Linked DNA regions of Mus musculus: region 2 is linked to region 1. The links are chromatin loops, found by intact Hi-C in ENCODE. Cell type or tissue: gastrocnemius. All regions are shown on one strand. Each heading gives the region's core, and the rest is flanking DNA. Links, peaks and the distances in the headings are about the cores only. Region 1 holds the start of Unc5c (unc-5 netrin receptor C). Region 2 overlaps Unc5c (unc-5 netrin receptor C).

Region 1 (15,402 bases), core at 4,784-12,783:
TGCACTATAATGCCATTGTTTTCCATCTAATGACTTGTGATTAACTGGGTTGGCTGTTCTGAATTCCAAGCTGTAATTTATGGCATATTTTTGTAAAATAAAGTAGAGTGCATTTTCAACAGTGAGCCTGTAAATAAATTTAGGAAAAAAATGTAGTTAAAAACACCAAACACACATAACTGACTTAGGCTGCATGTCATAAAATCCTCAGAAATTATTGTTTTGTCTATTTTAAAAATATTTCTTAGTTATATTTTCTGTGCCAGGTACAGTTAAGGGTTATGAAAAGCAAATAGAATGGCTATGTGTGCTGGTGAGTCATTACCATATTACTTGAATGCAACATTTTAGTCCCAATGAATGCCAGTAATCCTAAAAATCTATGTGTCCCTTTCACCCATTGAATCTTATTTTTAATTCTTTAATGGCTTTAATTAAGTTGACGGTAATTTATTGCTGCAAGTAGCTTTGCGGGGTTACCTAGCTTATTCTTAATTACATTATGAATATTTAATAATACGATGTTTTTCATCCTATATTCTGGTTTAGCAACCTCCATCCCATTTGGACATCTTGAACATGTTCCCTTCGCTCGTTTTCTGTTTATTGCTTGTGACATGCGCACTCTCACTGTTTCTCATCTGGATGATTAGAACAGACTTCTGATGGACACTCTGTCATTTTCATAACAATTTGATACATGCTGCCCGTTTCTGAAATGTGGTTACAACATCACCTCATTTTACAGAACCTTTAGTCCTTTCTAATGTTCACATCAGGAAAACGGATTATAGATTGAAGCTTTGTATGAAGCTTCCTAAAGAATCTAACAGTGTGTACCTGTACTAAGGTACATCTAAGGGGAAATAGCCATCGGGTACAAATTTAGTATAGGCAAGTTAGTTAACTCTTCTAATGCACAATTACCACTTTTTCCCTGTCTTCCTCGAGTGATGATGAAGTAAAAACTATTAAAAATCTAGTGACTTGGTTTCAACTCTGTCTTAGGTTACTGGTTTCCTGGATAACACACACACACACACACACACACACACACAGAGAGAGAGAGAGAGAGAGAGAGAGAGAGAGCTTTTATATTTACAATATAACTTAAGGAGCACAGTTGCTGGGCATCTGCCTGTCCTCCATACTGCTAGAATCTACCTTCCTAATGATTGCTCTGAATTATTACCTATTAGGTTTCATCTTGGCTGCTCTTAGCTCCAACTGGGCAGTCCTCAGGGCTATGCTCTCCTCTCTCTTAATCCATGGCCACAGTCCTCTCTCTTCTCCTGCATGTTCTTCCTTTTTCATAGTAACTTCTTCCTCCTCCTTCCCTCCTCATGGTCCTCTCTCCCCAAGCCTAGAAAAGCTCAACACCACCTATGTCTCTTCTGCCCAGATATTAGCTGTTGGCATCTTTATTTACCAATCACAATTAACTAGGACAGGGTAACTCAGTGTCTTACATGTGGATTCTCTCCTCTTTAGGGTACCCAGTCCTGGGGTCTCCAAATTAACATTAGGACACAAGCACCATTAGGGTAATCCACTACAGATGTTGTACCCACATGCCTCACTGAACTTCTCAGTCACTCTCACTGGTGTACCCACTGCCCCAGTTTTCTGTTAATCCATTGCCACTGCTATAAAGAGTAGCATCTGGTTTATCTTGAGTTTAGTCATGTACATAGTGTCTTGTGAGGAGCAATATAGCCACCGATGGCAGCAGGCTTCACTAAGCATAACTCCAAATCCAAAGACTGAAGTGCTTTAAATTCTTGGCCATAGGTATTGGGTCTGATGCAATTGCCTTTGGCTGACCTTGTCTCATCTCTGAGGATGCCAGCAGGAGGCAGCAAACCTCAGGATCCTGCCCTCAAGTCTTGCCATGTTTCTCCATCACTGGATCTTGTGGCTGCCTACAGAATACCACCTACAGAATATACAAATCACATAGGTACATAGTTAGACCAGGAGAGCCATAGCGCACTGAAGCAAATGCCTGCTTTCATTGGATGAACCAAGTGAGGCAAGGACATCTTCTCACACACATTTGCAGTGGGTGAGACTACAGAAACAAAAGCAAGTGGGTGTGTGATAGTTTGATATTCTTGTTGCTGTGATAGAATAATGACTAAAACAACTTGAGGGACAAACTAATTTATTTGGCTTAAAATTCTATGTCATGGTCCATCATTAAATGATCCCAAAGCAGTAACTCAAGACAGGAAATGAAACAGAGACCACGGAGAAATGCTCTTTAGCAGTTTGCTCAGCCAGCTTTCTCACAGTCTAGGATCACCTGTCCAGTGGTGGCACTACACATAGTGTTTTGGGCCCTCACACCCAAAATGACCTGCAAGTACACCCAGGGGCTAATCCAATAGAGGCAATGCTTCAATTGAAGGTGACTCTAGCTTATGCCAAGCTAACAAAAACTAACCAGCGCAGAGCTTCTAGGTGATTCTATTACTTAAGGGAAAGAATAAAGGAGTAGAAATACAACTGATTACATTGTGTGTTCTGCAGCTGATTTTCTAAGGGCTGGTTTTGCTTATGATAGACTCTGGGAAAGCAGATATAAAACAACAAGAAATTGTTTAAATGTGGTTCTAGGATGCTAATATGATGGGTTTTGCAAGACAGGTCATTCTGGGAGTTGTGAGAGGCATAGCAGAGAAAGTGGAGGCATGCCAATTACTCAGAAATTACTAGATCAGTTGGAGCTTGCAGTTATGTGTGTTTGTAAGGTGGTGAGTGTGGGAGAGGTCTTACAGTAGGCAGTAGAAACATCACCTGGTTCGTAATTATCAAGTGGCACAGAGAGAATAGAGAGTCTAATAGTCGAATGTTTACTCCACAGTAGGATTATGCTTCTACAGAAAGCTGCAATCACTGTTCGTCAGGTGATTAATCAAGTGAAGTAAATTAGATAATACAGGCATATCATACAATGTCTCATACACATTACGGAAAATCTGTGTCTGCGGTTAAAATTCACAGAAAATGTACATATTTGTAAATTATTGGTTTCCTATGACAAAGACACTAATCTTGAAAGTCATAGCAATTTCTGAAAAAGGAGCAGTTATTACATACACAATGAGACAAACCTAGTTTTACTGATCACGAACATTCTCGCTATTTCATTAAGTGCCTTATTTATTCCGTCTGTGTAGTAAGAAATGACAGCATTGTTCATAAACTTTTCTCTAAGTTACACATCGTATTTGATTATATTTCTGTTGAACTTTTAATAGGTTTTTCCATACACCAGTCACAACATCATGTTCATGAGTAGAAATTATACCAGCTTTTGGTTATTACTGCATTTCTTCTTAATTATTTTCTTCTTTCCCTGTTTTGTATATTTCAAGATTTCTTTTCAGTTATGTGTCCATAATTATGTTCGAAAGTATTTGTTGAAGTCCGTGGAGCTGGGATTATGTGAGCCATTCAATATGGATGCTGGGACACCCATCCTTTTTACTCAGTCAAGAACAGAACTACTTCTATCTGCCTTCGTATCTCCAAGTAACCGCTAGTGTCCTACATCCCCTAGTGTTCTTTCTGTGCCTTTCCTTTGCACCTCTATCCCATTGCCCAGCACAGCCAGCTGTTCTAGCCAGCATTCACGATGCTATTCCCCACCTGTATGTACTGCTTTAATGGGGGCCACTGGGCAAACTGTCAGGACAAGACAACAAAGCTGCTTTGGCTGTGGGTTTCCATAAAAGCTGTTTAGAATTAACCTATGGTTTCTGCACCCCAGAGACCCGCTCCTTCTTCCAGCAGGGAATGCAGACATGATTCCCAGAGCAGTAACAGCCATCAGCATCTGTGAGAACAAAGGCCACACATTATGAGTACCAAGAGCCAAGTCATTTAGAACAACTGGACTGAGTTTCCAGAGCCTCCTCGCCCTGCCCACTCCCAGACTTCTCGCTGTTAGAGATAAATACTCATTGTTGAAACCTTGAGCATTGCTAGTACAAGTGCTTCTGTCTCACTTGCAGTTGTTTTTCTATTATTCCCCCAGTGATGTTTCCTGAGACCCTATAGCCCCACATGCTATATTTATTTAGAATTGTTTTTCCCTCTAGATTGTCTATTAGTTTATCATTAGTTACTGCATAGTTACTATTACCCATAGTATTCTTCAGGAGTCTTAGACTGGAGCTTCACTATAATAGGGCAATGTGGTGGTATTCTAAATTGAATTGAATTTGCACTCAATTCTTTCTCCTATGGTAGAGGAGAAAGCAATGTATAAGGGGCCAGTGTTGTTCGCTTCTAAAGCAATGCGACTTTGGGTACAGTGTTAAGCTATGGGATAAAACTCTGCCTGAGGACCAATTATGTAACACAAAGTACAAAGCAGAGTTCCGCCATGTTGGTGGGAATTCCTCCAATGTTTTGTATTAATCTTTCTTTACTTCATTGAGATTGCTTCAAGGAAAGCCCTCTCCCCAATTTCAGTCCATGTTTCTAGCTACCAAAATGAGTACTTAACACAAGGCACACAGTTCAATATAAGTTTAATCCTTTGGTCAGAGTGATTGAAGGACTGGTCAAAACCAAGTGGTCATGGCCCAAGTTTGGTCAAGGGACTACTTTCTGGATTTTGTTGGCCACATGAGAATAGGGTTATGTTTTATGCTAATATTGATAATGGTAAAAACACTGTAAGTCAGAGCTTCCAAGGCTTGCAGTACAACCACAAGTCTCTTTATGAAGCCAAAACATAAGTAAGTTTTTAGGTGTAAAACATGACTGCGGAAATCATTCTGGCACTAAGAAATATCAACTGTGCTTCTTGGACAGGCTGTTTTCTTCTGAGTAAAAATAATATATCATAGGTTTCTATATGACCCTCAAAATTCATGTGTTGGAGCTGTGTTCCCTCCACACTGCAATAGAATTGAGTCATGGGTGTCTTCTAAGAGGTAACTGAGTCTTGGTACACTATCCTCATAAATTCATTAAGTTATCATGGGAGTAGATGTGTGTGTGTGTGTGTGTGTGTGTGTGTGTGTGAATGGATGAATGGCCCATCTACACTTGCTCTATCAAACCATCTTGTTTTTTTTTTGTTTTGTTTTTTGTTTTTTTTTTTAACCAGTTCATTAGATGACTTGGCAAGAAGGAACCCTCCATTGCCCACACCTCCGTCTTAGATTGTCCAACTATCTTCACAATTATGAGGAGATGCATTTGTGTATTTTATATATAACCATTTTCAGTATTTTGTTACAGCAGTATTAATGAAGTAAGACAATAGTGGTACTTCAATTCAATATCCAGTGTGTGAGCTAAGCAAGATAGTCCACAAAGAACTTAGTATCCTCACTTAGTATCCACATAGCAATCAGTTCATAAATGTTAGCTATTAGCAACACAGCGTTTATCTCCGCCCAGGACTATTCTGTTAGGTAGAGTGATGAATTATCACTTCTTATTAAAGGTTGTTTAAGTCAGGTTGTTTTCCTTTGCTAATAGTCTTTTTTTTTTAATATAGGTAACAGGAAGTGCAAAGTTTCAGAGAGTGCATGTTTATGAGAGACTAAGTCTCTTTCTCTGGGATGAGGGAGAGAACTGTGATTGAACCAGCTGATTCTGGACCATCTGGCCTCCCTTGCGTGAGTTCTACCAGTCATGTTATAGCCGAGGTCTCCACACCCATCCCCCATCCTACTCAGAGTTTTCCTGTCATCCTACACATTTGGTAAAATCCTGCTTCTATGCAGCTAGTTAATAATATCCTCACTACAGAGAATTGTTTTTAGATATCCATTAAGATATAAAAAAAAATGTGAATAACCAAACATAAGGACAGAGATAAAAATGAGAGGAAATATTTCTGTGTTGAAAATAGATGCTCAGTTCATTTTATTTAAGCCTTGCACTGGAAACTTTTTCCATAGTGGTTTAGAGTAAATACTATTATTACTGAGAAGCCCACATGCTAAATAGCATACTTTTCTTGGTGTAGATTTCTGGAGGGATATGCAGGGGATTTGCATGCTTAATTCCCATTAGCACCTGTCACTGGGATTTATTATCCCACAGTTAATTCTCCACTTACCGGAGCCAAGAAATAGGCAGCCCTGGTGTATGGATTGAAACGAAGCTTTTTATTTTTCCAAAAGTGAGATGCTTTTCATGTTGGTTCCTTAAACACCTGCGTTATTTTAAGCCTGAAAGGTCACATTCAGATACACTTTGGGTTCAGATTTATTCACACTTGATTTTTATTCAACAGTTAGAAAAGCCTACACATCATTTGAAATTGCACAGGGTGCTATTCAGGTCTTGGCTCAGTTTTCAAATCCACTGCTTCATATTCCTTATTCAATACCCAAAGAATACTTACTATGTGCTAGGCTGTGCTCTATAGTTTGGGCAGAGAGTGCTAAGCACGATAGGGAAAATGCCCTCTCCTTGAGATGCATACATTCTATTGGCAAGCACTTATTTGTGAGTGCACATACGCATGTAGATGTATAAAATAAGCACTCAGATAAGTGGGCAGATATGTAAAGTGAGCACTCGTTGGGAAATCCAAGCAGGTGAAAGGAATGGAGGGTCCCGGGAATTAGTCAGAGTCCTCTCTAGACAGAGATGTATGTGCCCAGATCTCTGCGTCTGAGCAAACTGTACTAAGCAGCCTCAAAAACACTGCGTTATTGTTTTCATGGAGATGAAACTGTGACAGTCAGTGACACTAGACACAATGCTGATACAAAGGCAGTGTGTAGCTGCCAGAGGCATTGCTGGAGCTGCGCTGCTCACAGGTGCTTTTAGGGCCCCTGCCCCTATACTCTCTTCTTTCCTCTTCATAGCCACACATCTTTCTCAAACCATGCTCCTGCCCTCTTTAGGCTGAATCTCAGCATTGAACTACTTTCCTTTGCCTTATCGCTGACTGGTGCTTTTAAGGCACTAATTTCATGCGGTATCGACTGCTGAGGGCTTCAAAGATCCAAGCAAGACGATGTGATCATTTTAACCTTCCTCATCTGTCCTAGACGTTGAAGATTCCTCCCAGGTGAACCTTTTTGTCAACCAGCCAACCAATCCTGACTGAATACCAAGCACGGATAAGGTTTTGTGTTAACAGTGTGGGTTGGAAAGATCTGCAAGGCAGGGTGTCTGCTTTAAATGAGTTAAATCCTAATTAGGAAAAACAGCCAAAAGACGGGTATAACTAATAACTGCCCAATTCTACAACTTTATGGTTGTTGTTGTTTGAGACAGGTTCTCTCTTCATAGCCCTGACCATTTTGGAGTCCCCAAGCTGGCTTTAAACTTACAGTGATTCTCCTGCTTCTGCCTCCTGAGTTCTGGGGTGACAAGCATAGCCCACCACACCTAACACTTCACAACTTTGCAGTCTTGTTTACATAACACTAACTCTGCACAGAGATTTCTCTGACAGACTTCAAGCTCTTATTCTTCTTTTGGGAAAATTATAGAGAAAACCACTAGATTTAACCATAGTCTCTTCATGATATTGACAGGTTATTAGCACCATCCCCCCATGGTAGCCATTGTCTTCATAAAACCATTTACATTCTGAGGACAAGTAACATAAACGTTAGAAATTGCCATTTCACAGAAGTCACACTTGGATGTGTGTAAGAGTTAATGACTACAATTTTGAGAACATAGATATAAACAAATTCTTGAACTTAACTGAGGAAGGTACTGTTGAACTGAGGTAGCAAAAAAGGCTGAGTGTCTTCTAGATCAGAACAACAGTCATCAATGACAATGCCGGGCATTTTACCTATAGTTAATACTTTCTAACCTCAGGAAACCTTATATCTCATTGCTTCTAATAAACCCACTTTACAGATCAGGAAGTGGAGACACCTGGCCTTTTGAGCCATGCCATCCAGCTAGTAAATCACTGTGGATTGATCCGCCCATCTGGCATCAGCACCTGACTACCCACATTTCCTGATGTGCCCATGTGGGGAGGTTGAAGAAAATTAAGCGATTTTAAAGTGGCAGGCAAAGTCTCCATGGAAATAAAAAGAAGCTAATTCTGTCAATGTCTCTCCCAAGAGTGACCTTCCCAAGTCTATGAAATCCATCCAAGGCATACATAACGGGTAGAGGTTTCAATGGTGCTTGGCAGGCAGAATCACAAGGCATTAGAATTAGAATATTTCGAAGAGAGGTAAAAAAAAAAAAAAAGAATCATGACATGCAAAAGTTACCTGACCTGCTCACCCGGACAGTTCTGACCACAGCTCAAATTAGACTTGAAATCAGCCATTTTCTCCACCCGCCCCACACTTTCTAAACTCTTCTGTGTATTTACATATGGCTCCTTTTGCACTTGAAACTGAACCTTTACGTGATAAAATTATTCATTTTAAATGCACAAACATCGGGGATTTTTCACACTATCTTGTGGAGCTTAGCTGGTGTGTTCAGACATTCGCCTTCCTTTTGTCTAGGCTGGGCTTGTTTTACCCACTCCTCCTCACACTCCTCCTTCATCCTTTTATCACGAATTCACAACCTAACTACTCCCCAAAATGTCTTTCTGTACTGAAGCAGATTTAGTCCTCTCTCCTCGCTCTTAAGAATTTGGAGACTAAGTTATAGGTTCCAACATCAAGTTGAGCATCTGCAAATTTTGTTCTTTTTTTTTTTTTTTTGGGGGGGGGGGGGTTCTCTTGGTTTTGCCGCGGCACTCTTTAAATGTTCAATCTCAGCAGCCACCAAGATGAACAAGCAAAAAAAAAAAAAAAAAAAAATCAGTACCGAGGGAGTTTCCATTGATTTCCAGTTTTTGTTCCACCACAAATAGGTCACCGGCTCGCAGAGCATAAAACAGCCTGACTGGCGCTGACAACCCAAAGATAGTGGGCTGAGCCACTACAAATGCTTCTTGCCTTCTTTCCCATCTATGCGAACAAGTTCCAGCCCGCCTCCGGCTCAATCAAGCGCAACTCCCTAAATCCTAGAGCGAGAGCAGTCCTGGGGCATCTGGCTTAGGCTTGGCCGGCTCAGGGACACTGCCAGGCGGTGGGCTGAGCTCCGCTGGACACCGCCAAGTGGCCTGAGGCGTGCCCGCAGCGCTTGCGGAGCAGGAGTCTGGCGCCAGGCGGGGAGACTGTGCTGCCCCTGGCCGCAGTTGCCTCTGCCCCCAGGTGTCCCTTGTCAGCGCCGGAGCGAGTGAGCAAGTGAGCAAGTGAACCCAGTGGACTCCACCTTCCGCGCGAGGCGTGGATTTCGCTCCATCCTCGCTTACATAAGGCGGGCGAGCGCGCTCCCGCCGCCGCTTCCCCCCGCGCGGAGTGGGGCCGCGCCCTCCACGCCTCCTCTGCGAGCGCCACCCAGGACCCCCGCTCGCCCCACTCCTGGAGGCGACAGTCGCTGGACCGTCGGCGGGCGGGCGGCAGCCCGGGAGTCTCTCCGGCACAGAAGCGCAAGGATCAGAGCGGGGAGCGCCTCGCTGGCTCGCCACTCCTCCCGCTCTTGCCACCTCCCCATCCCCGGCGCCTGTGCGATCCGAGCGGGCGCGGGGACCCGAGAGCAGCGCCCGCTCGGCTGGCGGCGGAGCTGCGGGAGCTGTGGTGGTGGCCGCGCTACACCTCCCAGCACTTCCCGAGTGGGGGCAGAGCATTAGCAGCCGGGAGACGTCAGTGGCTAGGCGCAGTGGACGAGGGACCTTCAAACTCCTCCTCGGAGGCTCCTCTCCACCCCCTTTGGCCCCTGCCCTTGGAGAAAGTGGAGTGTGGCGCTCAGGCTGCTGTTATTTCTCAGGACTGCCTGGCGGTGGCCGGATCCAGCCTCCTGCCTGGCTGGGCTTTCGGCTGTTTGCGCGTCTCCTGGTGGCGTTTCCCTTCCCCGTACACCTCTGCCGACGATGAGGAAAGGTCTGAGGGCGACAGCGGCCCGCTGCGGACTGGGACTAGGATACTTGCTGCAGATGCTTGTGTTACCTGCCCTGGCCCTGCTAAGCGCCAGTGGCACCGGCTCCGCCGCTCAAGGTAAGAGGGTCTTCAGGGCGCGGCAGTCACCTCCCTTTGCTTCTGTCTTCCCTCTCTTCTACCTCTATTTGTCCCCGGCGCTCCTTGATTCCTCACCTGCCTAGTTGCCCCCAATGGAAACCACTTTAAATCCCACTTTCCCAACTAGTTAAGAAACCAGATTTTCAGTCTTAGCTCTGGATCTGGGTAAGGATGGACCCGGGGTGTGTTAAGTGTAGCTGCTGTCTCGGTGCCTGTGGGATCCTGGAGTGTCTTTTGCACTTTCAGACCCACAGACGCACGGTTTTGAATATTGTGTAGCCGGGGGTTTCCAGAGGCACTGATAGTGGCGTTGTGGTATGTGCCCCAATATGTGTAGTGTGCCGAGGCTTCTCGCTGTGCGCGATGGCTGCGCTTGCAGGGTTTTCTTCCACCTCCGCTAAGGAAATATGTCCATTACCGCCAAGGACCCATAGGCGCTGGTGCCCCTAGACTGCTGATGGGGCGCTATGGAGATGCTCAATTCGCCCAGAAAGGACAGGCTCCGGGTGTGCCTGCTTCTCCACTCACAACCTCTTCGTGTCCCGCTCCGGACAGGCGATCCTTGAAAAACTTCAAAACCACAGCTCTAGTGGGTGACTCTAGCTGTTCGAACCAAATCTGCAACTCTCTGGGGGAAAGGACGCTGCTAACCAGTTTATAACTGACATTTTAATGCGTGTAAGCCTCGAAGTGTGTGGCACTCTGAGCAAAGCCGGAGTAGGAGGACAGTGGTCCAGAGTTGGGAATGTCTTGTACGGGTAGAGGGAAGACACCTAGACTGAGGTTCATCTTGGAGGCTTCTTTCTTGTTCATTGAGTTTTAGAGGGAGGTGCAGCTCCCAGACTTATTCAAACCAGTTCCCACCCAGATCCTTCTTTGCCATTTTAAAGATTTATTTATTTATTTATTTATTTATTTATTTATTTATTTATTGTCTATAGCCAGAAGGCAACACAGCTTTGCCTGGAGAGAGAGGCAACAATTCAGAACCAGCTCAGAGACCTTCCCTTTTCTACACACACACACACACACACACACACACACACACACTTCTTTGTGAATTTGGAGAGTTTGGGGGGAGGAGCAGCAACCCTCCTTCCATGATGCTCACAGACTGGTTTATTCCAACTGCAGCCTGCATTTCCTAAAATCTACAGGCACTGATGCAGGGAGGTGGGTGCTGAAAGAAAGCCCAGAGGCCAGGCAAGCCTGGTCCTCATGAGGAGGTATGCGATGAGCAAGGCAGTGTGAATCTGAGATAGCTACTTAGGGAGTAAATTGCTCCTGCTACACTGCTAAGTGGCCATGCTCATAAATCCTGCCTTCCTTTCTGGACAGACGCTTCCTACCCTTGTGGGTCAGCTCTGGTTTGCTTATGCACACATCCAGAGCACCTCTGACCATGTTCAAGGGAATCCGTGCTAGAAAGCCTAGAGTTCTTGAAAGTGGTGAGAAGTTTTCAGGACTCTAGCCAGAAATGCTTCCAGGAGGATCTTAGGAAGCCAACGTGGACAACGATCTTAGGAAGCCTAAGGGTTCTGGAATCAGCTGTATGAGTCCTGCTGGAATTCGGTGTCATTTTTCTGTGCACAAAGGACTAAGCCACTGGGGGGTGAGGGGAAGGGTTTGGGAAAAGGAAAAGTTAAAAGTCCCCAAAGATGCAAAAAGGAGGCAGGATCCCTGTGGAGAGCTTACAACAGCCAAATTAAAAAGACTGGGTAGGAGAAGGATCGATGAAGATAATCAAACAGGGGACTGTAAGTGGATTAATATTGAAAGAAGGGAGCAGAGACTAAGCGGGAAGGAGCTGGGGATACGTTCTGCCTCCTGCACTTTCTCTTGGTCTACACCAGACAAGGCAAAGGTTGAGGATTAATTCTGATCTTCAGCAGGGGAAGAAAAGAAGGTTTAGGGGGTGTACGCCATTCTGGTGTGGATTTTCTCCATTTGCTCTCGATCAGGGAGAATAACTCCCCCCCCCTTCAAATCACATGGTCTGAGATGCAGGACTCTCACTTTTATCTTTGTTATCCTCCATGTTCCAGAGCACCAGCTCTTCCTGTGTTATCTGTGAGACATCAAAGGGAGTGTAGAGCACAGAAATCTGCTATCAGCTACTGTCCCTGTGGCTGCTACTCATTAGCCAGGCCTGTTTACTACTGACCTGCTGTTAACACTCTATTCTCAGCCAGTCACTGTAGGACAGTCTGGTGGGCAGGCTCCCATTCCCTTCAGTATCTCCTTTCTGTCCAATTTACACTCGAGCTTCCACACATACCCCAAAGGTACCATTTGCTTGTTCTGCTGCATTAATGACTCCAGTGGACAGTACTTTTCATGAATGGAAGTACATATGCAACTAGAATGCAAGACATTCATGAAGTACTTTACAATGTGATGAAGGTTTCGAACCTGTTGGAGCAGTGCTGAGAAAATGAGAAGCTTTCGAAAAAAAAAAGTAGATCTCGAGTTGAAATCAGCCCAGGGGAGGAGAAAAACCAACCACAACATGGTTGTAGAAGCACAGAGCGAGTATTATTTATGAGTGAGGGAGTTTTGCAACTGTGGATTAAAGACAGACAGCAGTCATGTTAAACAGGTCCTTGGGAAATTCTCTGAGCTGTAGGCAACAACTTTCCCCCTCTCTACCCCTGCTCTAATTGGTTCATTGAGTATTGCTGGGAAACCTTTTCTCCAGGGAATTCTCAGGGCTCCTGACTTCCAAGAATGAAAGATTTTTACTAGGAAAGGCAAGGGGTGTGTGTGTGTGTGTGTGTGTGTGTGTGTGTGTGTGAGTGAATTTTTGCCTCCTTTTACGTCACAATGTCTCTCTTATCTGCCACCACTAATATTATGTGTGCTAACACCTCCAAGTTTAGACCAGAAAATTATTAATATCTATTCAGAGATAATTCCCTTATTGCATAAATTTAGTGTTTTTAAGACAAGTAACACATTTCTTTCCACAGGAGAGGAAAGTACTTTCATAGCTTTATGCATGTTGGTGTTTCACAAATTGACAGTCTGTTTTGATAATAGCCAAATTTGATGGCTACTCTCTCATATATGGCTCAGCTGGGAGACAAATTCATGTATTCACTATGGAGATTTACAATAAAGAAAAATAGACAAGTTGGCCTTTGTTAGGCAAGTAATTCTGTATTCTAATTTAGAGACTGATTAAAAGTCTTCAGAGAACAAACTTTGCAAGCACATGGCTAAAAATAAATGCTGGATCGTGGCAGAGTGTGTTGGTTTATACCTGTAAGACTCCCACTTAAGTAGGCTAAGACATGAGGAATGTAAGGTCAAAGCCAGCCTGTGTAACAAAGCCAGATCCTGTCAGTAAAACAAAGAAATCATTACATTATAATTAACATCAGAGTTAAGTGGGGAAGAATCATTTAAAGTATCCATCTTTGTACCCTGGGATAGGTCATCATGAGAATCCATGCAAATATATTGGAAACAATTCCCCTAAGGAGATGAGAGCATCCTGGGAGCTGTACTAGGCTAACCTTCTTTGTGTATGTAGTGTAATTGTTGAGATTTAAATATAACCGTCCCCTTATGTGTCCCTTTTATTAGCATGAAAAGGGAGAGTGTGCTCCATTAGGCCTTAACTGCACATAGCACTTTTATGACTTAGGTCATGGCTTTGCTGGAGCAGCAGAGGGAGCCACTCTAAGAAGAAACACAATCACTGGGGGCTGTAGTCATTTCTGGAAGATGGTGTGGATAGAAGCTGAGTCTAGACTCCGGCCTTGAAGTTTTAGCCTAGATCCCTTTTACTTGACCTTTGCATCTGTGCAACTTAAAAACCAATCTGTTCTCATTTCCTGCAAACTACATTTTTGAGCTTATTTGAACAGAGTGTGTACGAGAAGTAGTATGCCAGAGGGAACAAGTCCCAGACTGTTTGCTGCTTGTTGGAGAGTTAGACTTGAATAAACTTTATCATCGGGATAGATCTACCAGCATATTAATTTCTGAACTGTAACCCTGTATACAGATATGTTCCTTGTGTCAAGGTGGCCAGGATTATCCCATGAGTGGTAGTGGTAATGGAGACAGTTCCAAAAATTTTGTACATAGAAGATTAATGGTATTTTATACATACAAGATTAATTGGTTGGAAGTAGTAAGGAAGGGACACTTGGAAGTTGAACTAGTCCAGGCACATACTCTCATTCATTCATTCATCCCACCATCTCTCATGCTGGCTGTGAACTCATGAGCCACCTACCCACCTTGGCCCCTACCCCCATTTGTTTCTGGGATTACAACTGTGTACCCCCATGCCCATGATGGAAGTGGGCTTTTCTTGAAGTTAAATTTGCATTTCAAAAGTATTACTTATATTCAGATGCAACCCACCCCCACCCCCAGCCTGAAATCTGGCAGGAAGAGAACATCAGGGGTAGAGCCTGCCACCCTATCGTTCTGCCACTCCCACTGCTGCTGCCTGCCGCCTAGCTGTTCTGGAGCTATCATGTGGTCACCTGAAACTGGACTCCAAGGATGATTTGGTGGGAATGGGCCCCTTCTCCTTCTTCATAACCCGGTGTCTCGGAATAGTAAAATCGAACCTTGATCAGACTGATGTCTTGGTTCCGTTCTTTCCCGAGTCACCTAGTTCCCTCTTCTCTTCCAGATTCCAAGATGCCTCCCGGGCTAGAACCCAGACATGTGGGCCGCTGGCCGGCCTCAACATTCAGATACCTCCCCTACTTTGGTAATGGGGATTGAATCTAGGTACCTGTACATGTTATGATAGCAAGTGCTATGCTATGACTCTATGGCCCCATGCCTACTACTTAGAGTCAGTGGCTATTTTGTCTGGCTTTGGGGAGGTACAAGCTAATAACAGTGAATACCATGTGCCTGTTTTAGTTAGCACAATGCATCATAATTCCTCGGACACATCCTAGCTATATGACTGTGATATGCCAAGTTATTTGACTATTCTGTACCTCAATTTCCCCACATGTAAAATGAGAAAAATATATACCATAGGTCATACTAAGGCTAAATTAGTGTATGTAAACCATCTACAGTGATAGGTAGTTCACAAAAAAAATTATTATTCCTTGACTTCCAACTTTGTAAAACACTGGCAAAAAGTGAGTCAAATTCACCAGGCCTTAAATAGATCCACACTCTATTTGAATTTTCACATTTAATTGCTTGTGATTGTAGTGAACATATAAAATAATCACTGATATTTCTTTGCATGTTACTTTCTGACCAACTTTTAAGACAAACTGAAGACTTTGAGAGGCCTTAATGTTTACTTTTACTTAGAGTTAAAACAAAGGTATTTTTTCCTGAAAATCTGTGATTCTGACTTAAATTATTGATAGTTAAG
Region 2 (15,402 bases), core at 3,045-11,044, 360 kb after region 1:
CTCTCTTATGACACAAAACATACAGGGGCAACCTCCGAGCATGACTGTCATTTTGACTCACAGGTGTATTTACATAATTTTATTACCAAGGATTTCCACCCACTCATTGAAATAATTTATTTCTGCTTTAGTATCTTTAGTGCTTTGATTGGTAGCGCTGGTGGTGGTTGTGTTTTTACTTCATTTTTTTTGAAACAGGGTCTGAATATGTAGCTCTAGCTGTCCTGTAACACCCTATGTAGACCAGGCTGGTCTTGAACTCACAAAGGTTCATTGGCTCTGCCCTCCCTCCCAAAGCGTGCTGGGTTAAAGGTATATGCCACCACATCCATCCAGTGCTTTTGGTTCTTGTCTCCTGTAAATCATGGTCTTTTTTTTTTTTTTTTTAACAAGTTGAATATCTTAATTGTAACAGCACTAGTCACTATTTTTAAGTAAAAACCTGTGTTAAATTTGAATAATATTCTTGAGTTAATTCCTCACCCAGATATTGTTGTGAGAACAGCTGCTATCTTTAAGACAGAGAACAAGATCACACACCTCAAGCCCAGTGCCCCACTGGCTAACAAAAGACAACATCAGTACTTCTGCATTTATTAATCGCAGCTTATACCTTTGTTTTTTATATTAATGTGCTAATATGGGCTTATACTTTGAGAATAAATTAAAATAAAACAATCAGGTATTTATTGGTAGATGATACATCCTATTAGTTTACTGATAGAAATGGTCAAGAGCTCATGTTCTAGCTCTGCACAGCAGCTTATTATGAGCTTCCTGATTGATGGGGAAATGAAAGAGAGAGAGAGAGAGAGAGAAAGAGAGAGAGAGAGAAAGAGAGAGAGAGAGAGAGAGAGAGAGGAGAGAAGAGAGAAGAGAGAGAGAGAGAAAAGAGAGTATTCTTTGCCCCCACTGCTGCTAAGTGGTACTTTGTTGTTTGTTTGTTTGTTTGTTTTCTCTCTTTGAAGCCATTCTAGGCCCACTCTTCATGAGAGAAAATTCCCTAGCATGACTTCTGAGAAATTAAATACTGAGCCTTAGTCTTGGACTGACTCCAACCCAGACTTGGCTTTCAAAATTTCTTGACATCAAGGTCACGGCCAATGGACAGCTAAGATTTTGTTAGGTTGTTCATCCTGCCAAGAGAACTGATAATGATAAGGTGCTGTCTTCTGTGTTGACTGTAGGGATGGGGTGTGCATTCTGCATTGTTGGGTACAATTACCTCCCAGAATACAATGCATCTTCTTTCAGACATCCCAGGGAGATAATTTGGATGTAATGAAGATCTATAGTAATCAGATAATTACTATCGATTGCTCTTTAGATGTCTTGATGAGGTAATTAGGGCATCCTGGAAAGAAGCTAGAACTGATTGATTGGCATGACTGTAATCTCAAAGATTTCTAATTATGTTTCTTTTCTTCTAATGGCTTATAAACAAACATCATTTTAGCTTTAGAATTTGTCAGGTGCCAGGTTCTCTGGGAACACCAGCTTTCTCTATTATGCTAACTAGACACTGAACATGATCAACATAAGCTCATTATGTGTTCCTGCTGAAGCAGAAGCAACTGCCATTAACCCTCACATCTCTTCCCTGTTCCACAGGCTGACAGAAGATTCTTGTCAGTGAATGGGGTGTGCAGTGTCAGGGAGGGTGGCTATGTGTGATAGTGGGCTGGCTATATCTGTAGGTCCTACTGGGAACCCTGGAAGTCTGCTGAGGTAAGCACAGCAGACCTAGGGCTTAGTGACATGGATTCTGTGTCAGAGTGGCTAGCTGGCTGCTCAGCTCCTGTCACAAGTAATAGCTACTCATCCGCAGCCATGGAGGAGGGCAGGTCAATACTATCAGACATCTGGACCACACACTCATCTGTGCCAGAGGGATCTTGCCTCATGGTTTCCATTAGACACTAATTAGAGGACTCCCTATCTGAGACTATGTTCCCCATTATCCTAGTATTTTCTATGCCTCAAAGGGCCTTTCAGCAGTTGATGATAGAAGTTAAGAACCCAGGAAGCAGCAGTTTCACTGAGCTGTTTGCATCTTATCCATGATGTTGTTGAGCTCAGTAGTGACTAGATGGCCAGAGTGTGGTTCAGTAGTCACTCAACAAATGCAAAACACATGTTCCTCTGGGTATTTCACAATATAGATACAACTGTGTATCTAAGGATCCTGTGTGGTCCCTCTGTATTTCATACCTTGGTTGATCTTCAGTGCATGCAGATTGCCTTCTGAATGGATGCCTTTATTCTTGAATTCCTTCTTGTTTGCAGAAATATCACTGCCAAAGACAACCATATTTTGCTTTATGTTATTTATAATTATGGTTATTTTCCTGAATTCCCACTTTTAAAAGGTCATGAATTATACAATATTTTAATCATAAAAATTTTGGTAGCATGAGAGCTATACAAGGGAGGTTCATTTCATGCACTGGTATTAATAACTTACAGTAAGCTGCTGTTTGGATAATTTCAGCTGTAGTTGGAAATGCTTCATTAAGTCCCATTAAGCAGCTTGAAGAATAGAAGTGAATATAGACTTTGTCTTTCTGTAACATCTTTATACTGTAAATGAAGGGTGGATTGGGGTTTCTTCACCTAGAAATTTTTAGAGATGGGGCAGTCTCTTTTAAAATCTAATCTGGATAGGTGTTTGGTTCAGAAAATATTGTTTTCAATTGTCATTATCTGAATGCAAAGGTTTCTCTAATAGGATATATATAATAGGCTCAGTTGGTAAAGTTCTGGCCATGAAGTCCAAAAGCCTATGTTACAAAAAAATATTGAGTATGATAGCACATGCCCCTAATCCCAAAACCAGGGAAACAGAAGAGTCAACCTCTGAGATCCCCTGACTAATCTATTTGAAGACATCCAGGCTAGTCAGAACCCCTATCTCTGAACAAAGGCGATCATCAAATGAATGTCACTCAAGGTTTGCCTTTGTGTCTATGCATACACACACATACACACTCACTCACTCACTCACAAAGTTTTAGTAATTGTGACTTAGGTACTTTATACATTTCTGTACATAAATAAACGATAACAGACTGGACTAAATGTCAAAACTAATTCACATTTTTTGGTTGTTGTTTGTTGCTTTTATCAAATGTACCAAAAGAAGTCACCTTTTAATTAACAGCCCCTTTCAAATTTCAATGAAAATCTACTTCCTTATTAGTTTACCTCTATTTCTATCACTATTTTACTTGTACTCTTATCTATGCCCATTCTCAATGTAAGTCTCTTGTTCTTGCCAACTACAAAAAACAAACTGCTGAGTTTTCTCACATGTGGTGTGATGCAAATTCCACAGGCTACTTGCCAATGCAGCTTAAGACTCTACAAGATGGTCAGGATTTCATACTAAAGTCTCACTCAGCCTCACAGGTATTTGTATTCCTGGCATTAGTGAAGTATAGTACTCTATCCAACAGACAAGTGAAGAACCTTATTTACTTGATGAGAGGTCTGATGTAAATTAGGCAGGTCAATCAATAATATACCTTGTTTGGGGATGTGTCCTTGTAGGAAGTTCTACAACTGGAGAGGCAAATGGGAGGACAGCTCCTAGAAGAACCCAAGGCTCTTCATTTTAAAGGCAGCATCCACAACCTGCGCCTGTCTATTCATGACATCGCCCATTCCCTCTGGAAGAGCAAATTGCTGGCTAAGTATCAGGTGAGGCTACCAAGAGACACTCACTACTTGGAAACAGATATAAGACAGATGATTCAGATTTTATGGTCATATGTATCTCCTTCTTTGGGGACATTGCCAAAGTCTCCCATGCCAACACTTATTTCTTCAAAACAGTGTGAAGCCAGGGTTTTGAAAAAATGCCCAATAAACATACTAAATGGAATAGTTTTTAAAGTATTTTTTTTATTATTATAACTGTACTGTTATTTCAGTAAGTTAGTTTTCAACATTTACTTCATTAATAGGAACAGCCTCAAGTGCATCCCAGGGAGGAAATAGTGCACTGCTACCTGATCTGACATGCATTGGTTTTCCATTTTACTAGCTAACATAACCTGTGCACTTTGTGGAAATCAGAGTTTGGTGGCTGACACGGAATGTCAGTGAATGGCGCTGTCACTCACTGGTTCTGCTGGGTGTGGCACCAGAACCTCAACCTAAACCCCTTATTCATTCATGAATCCTTTCCTTGGCTTAATTGCCACAAGCGTATAGGATTGGCTGTGTACAGTAATTCTGACAGTGACAAGTGAGTATCTGGTATGGGCTTCGTGTCTCTCAGGCTAAGGACTGTTCAGTAAGGACCAATTTCCAACTGCAGTGAGCTTTAGCTGCCCCTGCACTGGGCAAAGGGAGGGTAAAGGTATGAAAAGATGTGGGATCATCACAACATCCTGTGACTAGCTTTGCTCTTCTCTAATAGGGCACACCAGAGATTCCTTTTAATGAGAAATGATAAGAGAATGGAAGGTTTATTTTAGGATCCTTCTAAACTCTTTAATCACCTCATTAACAATGGCTGCTTTTCTAAATGAGAGGTAGATACTCTGGTTAGGTGTGGTCTCTAGAGTTGATTCCATGGGTTCCAGTCTCAAACAATCAACTTCCTCACTGTTAGACATTAGATGTTTCTTAACCTCTCTGCATCTCTGGTTTCTTGTGTGAAGAGAGATGAGGCCATGTTTGTGCAGAAAGCAGTCATGAAGTTGGATGAGGTGGAAAACTGAAAAGCTGTAGTGTTTGGTGGGTGTACCCAGCATCTCTTGTTTATGGTTAGCACCCCATGTCTTACAGGAAATTCCATTTTACCACATCTGGAGTGGCTCTCAAAGAAACCTCCACTGCACCTTCACTCTGGAAAGACTCAGCCTAAACACAGTGGAACTGGTTTGCAAACTCTGTGTGCGGCAGGTTGAAGGAGAAGGGCAGATCTTCCAGCTCAACTGTACTGTGTCAGAGGTAAGACACTCTTAGGATCCTGGAGAATATCCTGGGAAAGAATGGTTAGGGGTGGGCAAAGCCTTTCTTGTGTAAATATCATGGAAGACGTCCCAACCTGTTCCTATGTCCTTAATGCAACTGGGAAAGGAATTGTTTTTTCCAAAATAAGTTTTCTTATGCCATCCATTTAATATTCATACTATAACTTACAAAAAGAGATCTGAGAACAAGACATGACAATAAATCCTCGTAATCCCCAACACTCCTGAGAATTACTTCAAACCCAAAACTACCTCAGCCTAAGTTGTGAGTTGTTAGGCCAGCCATGGCCACATAGTGAGACCACATTTTAACACACTACAAGAAAAACACAATTGAGATCTGAACTTCAATTGCAAGGTTTTAGTAGCATGTACATGGCACTTTCCACCAGCATTCTTCATCTGCCCACCTTTCTCTCACAGGGACTTCTGTCATTTTGTCATAATGGAATGAAGGAAAAGAGGGGTGCCTGTTACCCCACTTTGCACCCATATTGAAGGGAGAAACTTTTAGGTCTCCTTTCTTTCTCTAACCTCCAAATATTAGAGAAGATGTCCTTTACCCCAGAGTTTGGGAGATACTCCAGGAATGGAAGAAAATCTATACTCTCCATAGTGGTCATTTTTGCCTTTGTCCACTATGACTTTCACACACGCAGCTGGGCATTTTTATACATTCATATTCCAGCAGTAACAATAGTTGCTGTTATTTCAAACCTCTCTGTAAGGAAATAGGAGGTACCCATGACCTTATCTGTCCTCTTTGGATGCAAAGACTATGGTTTGAAAAGCGGTAAGCCTTCGTGTAGGAGGAACAAAGGAGTATGAATAAGCCATTTGCTCAGAAAGCTGCCCTGTGAGGCCCCTTGGAGCTCAGCTCCATGCTGCTGTGTGAGCAAGCAACAAAGCCCATGCACACTACTACAGCCAGCAGAGTATGATTTAAAACACTCTTTTTTTTGTCTTCTGCTTGGAGATGACTGCAATGTCAGTCTGTTCAGCCTGTCTTGTGCCACATGTCCTATTTAAAGATGATCTTCCTTAGCAAACAGAGGCAGAGGTGGAGGGGGGGAAGCCTGTGAGCTCATTGAAGCTCCCATCTTCTTTCCCACAGCCTGTGAGGCGCAGCGATCCTCTCCTCCTGTAGTTTCATGAGACTTTTGACTCATAAACAACTTTAGTCACAGACCTCGGTGACATTCATAAGGAATGATCTCTGTGTCAGGGTGCCATGGCAACCGCCGGGCCTTTGGATGCACAGCCCTATCTCCCAGGCACACAGCACCACCCCTGCTGGCTTCGGAGGGTGTTTTCACTTTCCTGGCCCAGCAGGTCTGCAAAGTTCAATAACCACCCAGCTCCTGTCACAACAAAGGCTGTGGAATTTTGGAGGGGGGTGAGGAGTCTGGCCCTTTGATGCGTGCTTTCTGTTCAGCATGGACATTTGCTGCTCCCTGAAAAGGTGGATCAGATGCAGCCACAAAGAAATGAGAGCCGCTCCGAGTTCTCCCCCCACCAGGGAGGGCTGCTAGCTCCTCACACAGAAAGGGCAGTTTTGCAAAGTGTGATCACAACTTAAGGACTCCTTTCTGGTGCCAACACAGAGAAAAGATGATTGCTTTTGCAACTTGGCAGTCGGCTCAGAGGCCAGCCCTGTAGTCACGCGGCAGGCATTTGCCCATGCGTGACAGACAAGCACATGAAACTCAGGATGGAAGAAATGACCAGACTGGGAAAAAACGCTGGGGATTCGGGAGCCCTCTATGGCTTGTACTTCTGGGTTCCAGCAATCCATCGCAGTGGTTATCAATTGAATGCAGGTTGGGTTCTGGAAGTGGGAGGAGGTTTCTGGTACTGGTGCTGATGCTGCAGCAATGTGAGGCTCTAAGCAGAATTGTGGGCTCTGAGGAGTCCAGTGACCCAAGTCCTCATCAAAGACTGAGAAGTGGCCCAGTATGATTCAAAAGTTGGTATAAAGAAAAGTCTTCATTTGTGGTTATTTTCTTCTGAGTTGTGCTCCTTCCATCACAAAGCAAGCTAACAGAGTCTAAGGGGTTCTAACTCCAACGTCATATCCCCAGAGAATTATCAGTCTTGTTTAGAATACATTGGTTTTTTTTCCCCCTTTTCCCACTAGTGACCTACTAAGGAAAGTCACTTACCAGTCACTTATAAAATCACGTAACTTAGGGCCTCTAGAGCCCAGGGTAGAACCTTCGCCCACCATAGGGACCAGTCTGGACCAGGCATGTATACTCAAGAGCCACCACCTGTCCTTCTGTTCCCCTTACCAGAGGCCCCTAAAAGCCTCTCGCTGAAGAAAAGAGGTTTCAGAAGGAAAAATACCTAGAAAACTAAAATGTTGCTGTGACTGGATGTCACGATGAAAATTATGGAAGATATTTCATTTTTTTGGTTTCTTTAGATAGGGGTGGGGTAAGAAATTTGTCCAAAGTGAAAATATGGTACAGAGAAGAAAGGAAAACTTGATAGGGGTGGGGTATTGCAAGCATTGCCTCTCTGATCAGTGGGATCCATTTGCCAGCTTAAGCATCACATGTCCTGTTCTCAAAATCCAAGTTAAAGCTCAGATCGAACAGATGGTTCAGAGCACTTTCTGTTCTTGCACAAGACCTGGGTATAGCTCCAGTATCCATATTGCAGATCACAACTATCTGACTTCGAGATCAGTCGGGTCTAGTGTGAGTTCTGGGATAGCCAGGGCTAAACAGAGAAACCCTGTCTCAAAAAGCCAGAAAGCAAGAAAAGAAAAGAAAGAGGGAGGAAGAGACAGAGTGACAGAGAAAGAGGAAGGAAGGAAGGAAGGAAGGAAGGAAGGAAGGAAGGAAGGAAGGAAGGAAGGAAGGAATCTTAAGATGTAGATGGGGGTTATAGCTTCCATAAACTATATGAAGAAAACTACCACCCAACTAAATTTGGGGGTTGATCACCCAGAACAGATGTTTGGTTAATGCTGAAAAATCATATGGTTAACTAAGAAAATTATAACATCAAAAACAGATGGTTCCGCTATCATAAAAGATTATTGTAATAAACATTCTGTGAAAGTAATCTCTACTTTTACCTGGAAGTAAAGGAAAAGCCGATAGAAAATGAAAATTACTACATGAAATGTGAACATAAATGTATGCGTGCATTTTCTCTGATTACCTTCAATGTATTAAAGTATGCTACCAGCCATCCAATAAGTGTAGTACAAAGTTTGTTTCATAGACTCCCAAGACATAGGCAGAGTAGCCAAGTTAGCAGTTAGGGAAATGTCCACATGCAATGGTACTGGTTCCTTACTCAACAAGACAGGGATGAGCTGAGTGTATGAGAGTTTCCTGAGACTCATATCTATTTTAAACTAGCCTTTCTTCATCCTCAGGGTTTAACCAATGAGATAAATCAAGCCCTCATTCACATTTAGTTAGAAGGAAACAAGAATTCCACTCTGCAGGTAGAATTATTTATCAGGAATGGTTTTCCTGTCTCCCCATCATAGCAAAAACTGCCTGCTCCCATTTAGGCAAACAGTGACCGTGTAGCTTCAATGTGCCATGTGAATATTACAGGGAATCTGTTGATAAAACAACAAATAAAATACTCTGCCTAAACAGAAATTAGGAGAGCAAAGTCCATTCAGTCTGCATAGGGCTGAACCTGAGGAACACTGAAGAGCTATGGCCATGTCCTGGAGTCCTGGCCGCCTCCAAGTAGGGTATCTTAGCATATATAAAGAAGGCTATTGTAGCACATGGCCTTGGGCCAAATTTTAAGGCATGTGCAGAAGATACTAAAGGAAAAGGCCTGCCAGAGGGCTTCTCCTAGAAGTGGTGGTAGGAATGAGAAGCAGGAGAGTGTGTCAGCGCTCAATCAGGGCCAGTACCACCAAGATGGCAGACTGAGAAGTCGGGGGAGCAGAGTTGTAGGGGTTCCTGACTCCATGTCAGAACTGGAGCCCAGAGTCCCACATAGCCCTAGGTGGGGGCTATGCATATCGCTCACTGAACAAAACTAGGGGCTAGACTTTTAAAGAAAAACTAAGTTCAATTCTTTTGACACTATTCCACAGTTTTCATGAGAGGGCAGTTTCTGAATGAAGCTGAATCTATGATACCAGCATTGCTTTTAAGAAAATTTGACATGCAACAGCTAAAGGCCAAAACCTATGACAAAATAGACATAAAAACTCTCAACAAAATTCTGATCAATAGGTTTCATCCTAAGCATGAAAGGATGGCTTAATACATGCAAACTAAACACCATGTATCGTATGTACAGAATGATGAATATAAATTATATGAGCATCCATGATATAGGAAAGACACAATACAATTCAACAACTATAGATGTTAAAAACCTTGAACATACTAAATATTGAAGAAGCATACATACATGAACATACATGAACATAAAATATAATGTATGGTAAACCCACAGCTTTATCATACTGAGAAGGAAAAAGCTGAAGGTAGTTTCCTTTAGGACAGGGACACATGTATAAGTATCCACCCTCATATCTCTTACTAAGAATAATACAAATATACAGAGCAATTGACAAGAGAAAGACAAGACAGACAAATTGGAAAGAAAAAAATTAAAGTCTCTCTTTATGCACATGGTATGATCTATCCATAGAAAAATAGATCCTAAAGAATATAATAATTGATTATTCCAAAGTCACATACAAAGTCAACTTTCAAAAGTCATTAGCTTATTTACATATCAAAGATGAATTGTTGAGAGAACTCATGACTACAATGGTGTTTACAGTAGGGCAGAGAAGGAAAATATACCTTGGAAAACCTTAATAGAGGCAGAAAAATTCCACAATTAAAAGTAAAAACCACTCATGAAAAATATTGAATAGCACACACACACATACAAGACGGGAAAGAAACCCCCATGTCCACGAATTACAAAACTTAATGATTTAAAATGTCTATATTACCCAGAGTCATCCTCAGGTCCAATGCACACCTAAAATTCATAAGGATTAAATTATATTTCTTAAAAAATAAATACCTAGGACAGTCTTGGGTGAAATAAGTAAAGCAGGGGTCATCACAATACCTGATCCTGATTCTAATACTCACTGTGGAGCCATATCATCCCAAACAATGCAGATGCACACAGTCAGTCATGCTGCATCCCAGAAATAAATGTATGTATGGACATCAACGGAGTTTTCAATGGAGGCACCAACACTGCACACTGGACTGAGGACAGCTTCCTTAACGTATGATGATGGGGAAAATCAACACATGCAGAACACTGAGACACAGTCCTCCTCACCTAACACACAAAAGCAAACCTGAATCTTGGAAACGACTGAAGAAAAAAAGCACAATAGAAACAACTCAAAACCTTGTTAAAGGTAACAATTTTCTGGATAGGAAAACCAAACCTCAGGAGATAGAGAAAAAAATTGACAGCTACGATCACCTCAAATTACAAAGCTTTTGCACAGCAAAGGAAATGATCAGTACATGGGGAGAGAACTATGGGATGGGAGAAAACACATCATAGCCTTAAATGTGACTGGTTCTTATCCAGAAAACAGAAAGAACTAAAAGAAAAAAAATTAATTTAACTTTTAAAATGAGAAAATTATGACAGAGGCCCTTCTCCAAAGAATATGAATGGCCAACATACATAGGAAAAATTGCTCAGTTAGCCATCAGGGAGTACAAATCAAAGCCACCATGTGATGTCATTCACCCCAGTTAGTAGGGCTGCGATCAAAGTGACAAACAATAAATGCTAATGAGCATGTGGCCAACAGGGACTCTCACATGGTTGATGAGAATGTGAATTAGTACAGTTGTTATAAAGGTACCTAAAAATACTAAAAATAGTCCACTGTATGATCCAACTATCCCACTTCTAAGTATATAGCCAGAGGAAATTGAACTAGCATGCTTAGTTAAACATGCCTATGTGCCCTCATATTTTGCAGCAAAATTCGCAATAGTTAAGTCACAGATTCAGCCTGGCCACCCTCTAAAAAATGAATATGCTGTGTAGAACAATGGAGCATTACTTAGACATAGAGAATAATGGACTCCTGTAATTTGCCATGAAATAGCTAGTACTGGGTGGAAGTCATTATGTTAGGTAAAATAAGCCAAACCGCTCCAGGGGAACTGGTTAGTTCATATTGTTGTTCCACCTATAGGGTTGCAGATCCCTTTAGCTCCTTGGGTACTTTCTCTAGCTCCTCCATTGGGGGCCCTGCATATGTATCAGAAGATGGCCTAGTCGGCCATCATTGGGAAGAGAGACCCCTTGGTCTTGCAAACTTTATATGCCTCAGTACAGGGGAACGCCAGGGCCAAGAAGTGGAGTGGGTGGGTAGGGGGGTGAGGGGGTATGGGGGAGTTTTGGGATAGCATTTGAAATGTAAATGAAGAAAAAAAACCTAATTTAAAAAAATGTTTGGGAAAAAAAATAAGCCAAACAACAGAAGAGCAAATCCCTATGTGTATGTGTCCCTTTTTCCCTCTCAAACAAAGAACAGCAATAAGACACTGACCTGAAAGTAGCATACTAAGATATGGAGACTGGAAAGATAGGGGTTAAAGAAAAGAGCAACGGGATTCAGTCATCTCACCTTTTATGCTTGTATGAAGTCAGAACATTAACCACAAACAGTTAATTACATGTTAAAAGATTAGGGTTGGGGAGATGGCTCGATTGATAACATTGAAGAACCTGATTTTGATCTCTGGAACCCATATAAAAAAATAAAAGTAAAAACATTAGACATGGTACAACATGCAATAATAATCCCAGTACTTTGTGGGGGTAGGGGGGAGACTGAGGAATGCCTGGGGCTTCCTGTACTCAACAGAGAGACAGCCTAGCCTTCTAGATGAGATCAGGACTCTAAAGAGCTATAGTACCTGAGGAATGATACTCACAGTTGTCCTCTGGCTTCTAAACGATGGCACAGATGCACATGCATGTGCAGCTATGAAAGCACACACACACACACACACACACACACACACACACACATACACACACACACGTTCAAAATTGTAAGATTAGAATGTCATGGAGAAAGGATATTTAAAACTCCCCTGAATGAATAAATGAATGAGTGAATGAATGGTAGAGAGAGTCAGGGAAGAGTGATGCGCAAGGTGAGCCATGTGGGAAGACAGGCTGGCAGGAGTGTAGGAGGGAGAACAGGCAAGCAGCAGGAAGATACTGTGGCCAACCATGATAAGGAAACTCTTTGGGGATGAGAGTCCATGCTTCAGGAGGCAGTTCCTCCCTCTGCAGACTTTGACCTCCACTCCCATCCAAGGACAATCAAGGTGGGGAGATACGTGAGGGGATGGTAAGTTTTCCTTCTGGACTTAAGGAATAGTCACAATAAGGAGTAAGAGAACTTGAACCTGGGTGAAGTCACTAAACTGTTAGTGATAGTGTAGAACTTTACTGCTCCCCCACAACAATGCAGTCATGAATATTGCTGTGCCCAATATAAGCACTGCAACTCTTGAGTCCTAACATTGCCAACATAGTCCACTAGGAAGCATTGATGTGAGTCCCTAAATGAATCACTGCTTGGGCTTTTGAAGCCCTGTGACCCTGGAGGTTATGGACTCTTGCTTTTTGGCAGAGCTCTGTGCCTGAGGGGAAAGAACTGCAGGTTCTGAGTCTAATCGGAGCTCCCTAATCCTGCTGGATGCTTCCGAGCGGCAGCCCACAGTCTAGCCATGGAACCAGAGCTAAGATACAAGAGCCAGCACCATCTCTTTGCCAAGCTATTGCTTCTGAGCCCTGATACTTTGATCAAAGCCAAGACTATTGTATATATATTCTTTACTTTCAAAAACAATAACAATAAACAAACAAACAAACTCCAGAAAAACAATTTTCTCTCACATGTCCCCCAGCTCCTCAATGGGTCTCATCCAGAGGGATGATAGAAGTTGAAAATCACCATTGGCCACTGATCCCCAAAACGCAGACCACCCTGTGGGTCACATTTGGGAGCCAGCCAGCTGAGACACCCCACCTGCCCCTCAAAGCTCCTGCAATCCCAAGTCTGCAGAGACCTCAGAATCAGGGCAGGACATGAGGGCTCTAACAGCAGGGGCAATAACCCCCTAAGCTCAGCATTTAGAAGGACATCACAGACTTCAGGATGACCTGGGCTCTGTGCCTAGTGTCTCCTCCAGCACCCCAAGGCGTTACCTGCCTTAAAAAAGAGGTGACATTCAAAGCAGATCGAGAAGATTTCTTGTTATTGCTTTAATGGTTCCCAGGCAACGTTTCCTCTTGCTTTCAGACCAGCAGAAGTGATCAGAAAATGATTAGAGTTTCTCTTGCAGATGAAATTTAGATTTTTGCATTTGTGCTGCTTTATGAGCTGAAACTATTTTAAGAGCCAATTTATAGTTTTCTCTACTAAAATCGGATTAAAAAAAAATAAGCAAGGAGGTTCAGCAATTAGAGGATACCATTAGTGGCTTGCCCTAAGGCAATACTCTGTGTTTACTACTTTTTTTTAAGTTTGCCTTAATTTGATCTATCTTAGCATCGCCCCATTTTATCAAGCAAGAGATGGAGGGAACTACCTTCACAGGGCTAGCTGAGGTCTCCTATGTGTTCACAGAGAGGATGCCTTTACAGTTAGATGGCTTCTAGAAGATCTTATTTCTCTCAGATGTATTTATTCCTTCAGGAAGAAGTTCCCTTTTGAGCATTTCCAACATCTAAACCTTTGAGAACATAGACATTCCCTCTCTTCTCCATTCCCAAAGCAACCATTCTCAGTCTGTGGGCTGAGACCATGGGAAAAACACGTATTTCTGGTGATCTTAGGAATTCCCAACCATAAATTTATTTATGTTGTTACTTTCATATCTGTAATTTTGATACTGAGAAGTCTCTCAGTTCCTGAGGCCAGTAGGAGTTTATGTTTTCCAGTGGTCATGATCCACAGGTTGAGAACTGCGATCTTGGAGTGTCTCATTAGGGAAGCCATTGTGGAATCTTACTAGAGCTTTCTGCCCTGCCCAGTCCTGACCTAGGAACTCTGAACATGGGCTATACAAAACTATCTCCCTCTACCTCTACTAACCCACTACTTCCAGGCCAGGAAGAGACTGTCCTTCTTGAAGAGAAGAGAACCTGTACTCTTTGTATCCATCTCAAGTTGGATACAGAGAATATCCAACTGAGAGTCAAGTATTATGCTGACTGAATCAACAGCGATTACACTTGCCTTCTGAAAAGAAAGTTGTGTCGTTCCTACAGGAACCTACTGGCATCGACTTACCTCTCCTGGACCCTGCTAGTACCATCACCACTGTCACCGGACCAAGTGCTTTCAGCATTCCTCTCCCTATCCGGCAGAAGCTATGCAGCAGCCTGGATGCCCCTCAAACAAGAGGCCATGACTGGAGGATGCTGGCCCATAAACTCAACCTGGACAGGTGAGTGTGTCCAGGCTTCTAGACCTACTGTTTTCATTTAGCAGAGATTCCAGGACTGAAAGGAATGATATAGAAAGTGGCACTTTTCTCTTCCCACTACACATCTGTTTATATTTTCATTCTGACTGTGAGCTTCCAAACAATTCCAAGAGAATTCCTGGGATATATGACATTTATCAGTGTCAAGATTTGTGATAGACTTTACCTAGCTCATGTGCTAAGAGCTCCTAAATATGATGTCTATTCACTAAAGTAATTATTGTTCATCCATCGCCAGTTGAACAAGACGTAATGCATGATGAATAATTTACATGCTCACACAAGCACTTGTATTAAGTTATAAAGAGACCCTGAGAGCCTCTGCTTCGTAGAAAATATCTGTCACCTCCAAGGAAGAGATGTGGTATGACCTGTCAAAGATCATCAGAGTCCAGACTGGACAGAAAACATAAGCCTCTTGATTTCCTGTTTAGGACAAAACCCACAGACACGTTGTCTCTTAAATTATCCTATTCAGAGTTGAGGTTAACAAAGTTAAACAGCACATGTCCTGTCTGGAGCTGATCTAATTAGGAACCGAGCAATCATTAAGTGGAGTTCACTAGGATCCACGGTAGGACTGAAATGCTTCAAGACAGACAGGTTTAGTGCCAACGCAGAGAAGATAATACTGTAAATAGACCTGTAAATCACACCTCTAAGCATATTTTCCCATTCTTGATTGCAGGTACTTGAATTACTTTGCCACCAAATCGAGCCCAACTGGCGTAATCCTGGATCTTTGGGAAGCACAGAACTTCCCAGATGGAAACCTGAGCATGCTGGCAGCCGTCCTGGAAGAAATGGGAAGACATGAGACAGTGGTGTCCTTGGCAGCAGAAGGACAGTATTGACCACACTGGAACTAAAGCTGAAGGACACAATTACACAGGGAGTCTGTGTTCAGGGGAACCACATCT

Evidence for each region. A loop is a pair of places that touch in the nucleus more often than their neighbours do. Peaks named below come from ENCODE experiments on the same cell type or tissue, not always from the same donor. Only the 100,000 strongest peaks of a DNase experiment are listed, where the experiment ranks them.
Region 2: a loop joins it to region 1, with 3 times the contacts of the local background. A loop is called at or near these places in 13 of 42 quality-filtered maps.

What each region holds. Positions count from the first base shown.
Region 1 is chr3:141,455,825-141,471,226 of GRCm38, forward strand. Unc5c (unc-5 netrin receptor C) reads left to right here and starts at 9,740. Exons shown (of 16, transcript NM_009472.4): 1 at 9,740-10,013. The coding sequence starts at 9,890. In gastrocnemius, for the core only: a CTCF peak has its summit at 9,744; DNase peaks (open chromatin) are centred at 5,658, 6,859, 7,955, 8,283 and 5 more places; H3K4me3 peaks cover 1,876 bases.
Region 2 is chr3:141,813,237-141,828,638 of GRCm38, forward strand. Unc5c (unc-5 netrin receptor C) reads left to right here. Exons shown (of 16, transcript NM_009472.4): 13 at 3,550-3,699; 14 at 4,795-4,959; 15 at 14,265-14,443; 16 at 15,171-15,402. The coding sequence ends at 15,336. Among named protein-coding and RNA genes, the nearest start is that of Gm15689, 140 kb to the left of the region's middle. In gastrocnemius, for the core only: no CTCF peak of the experiment used is centred there; DNase peaks (open chromatin) are centred at 6,297 and 6,577.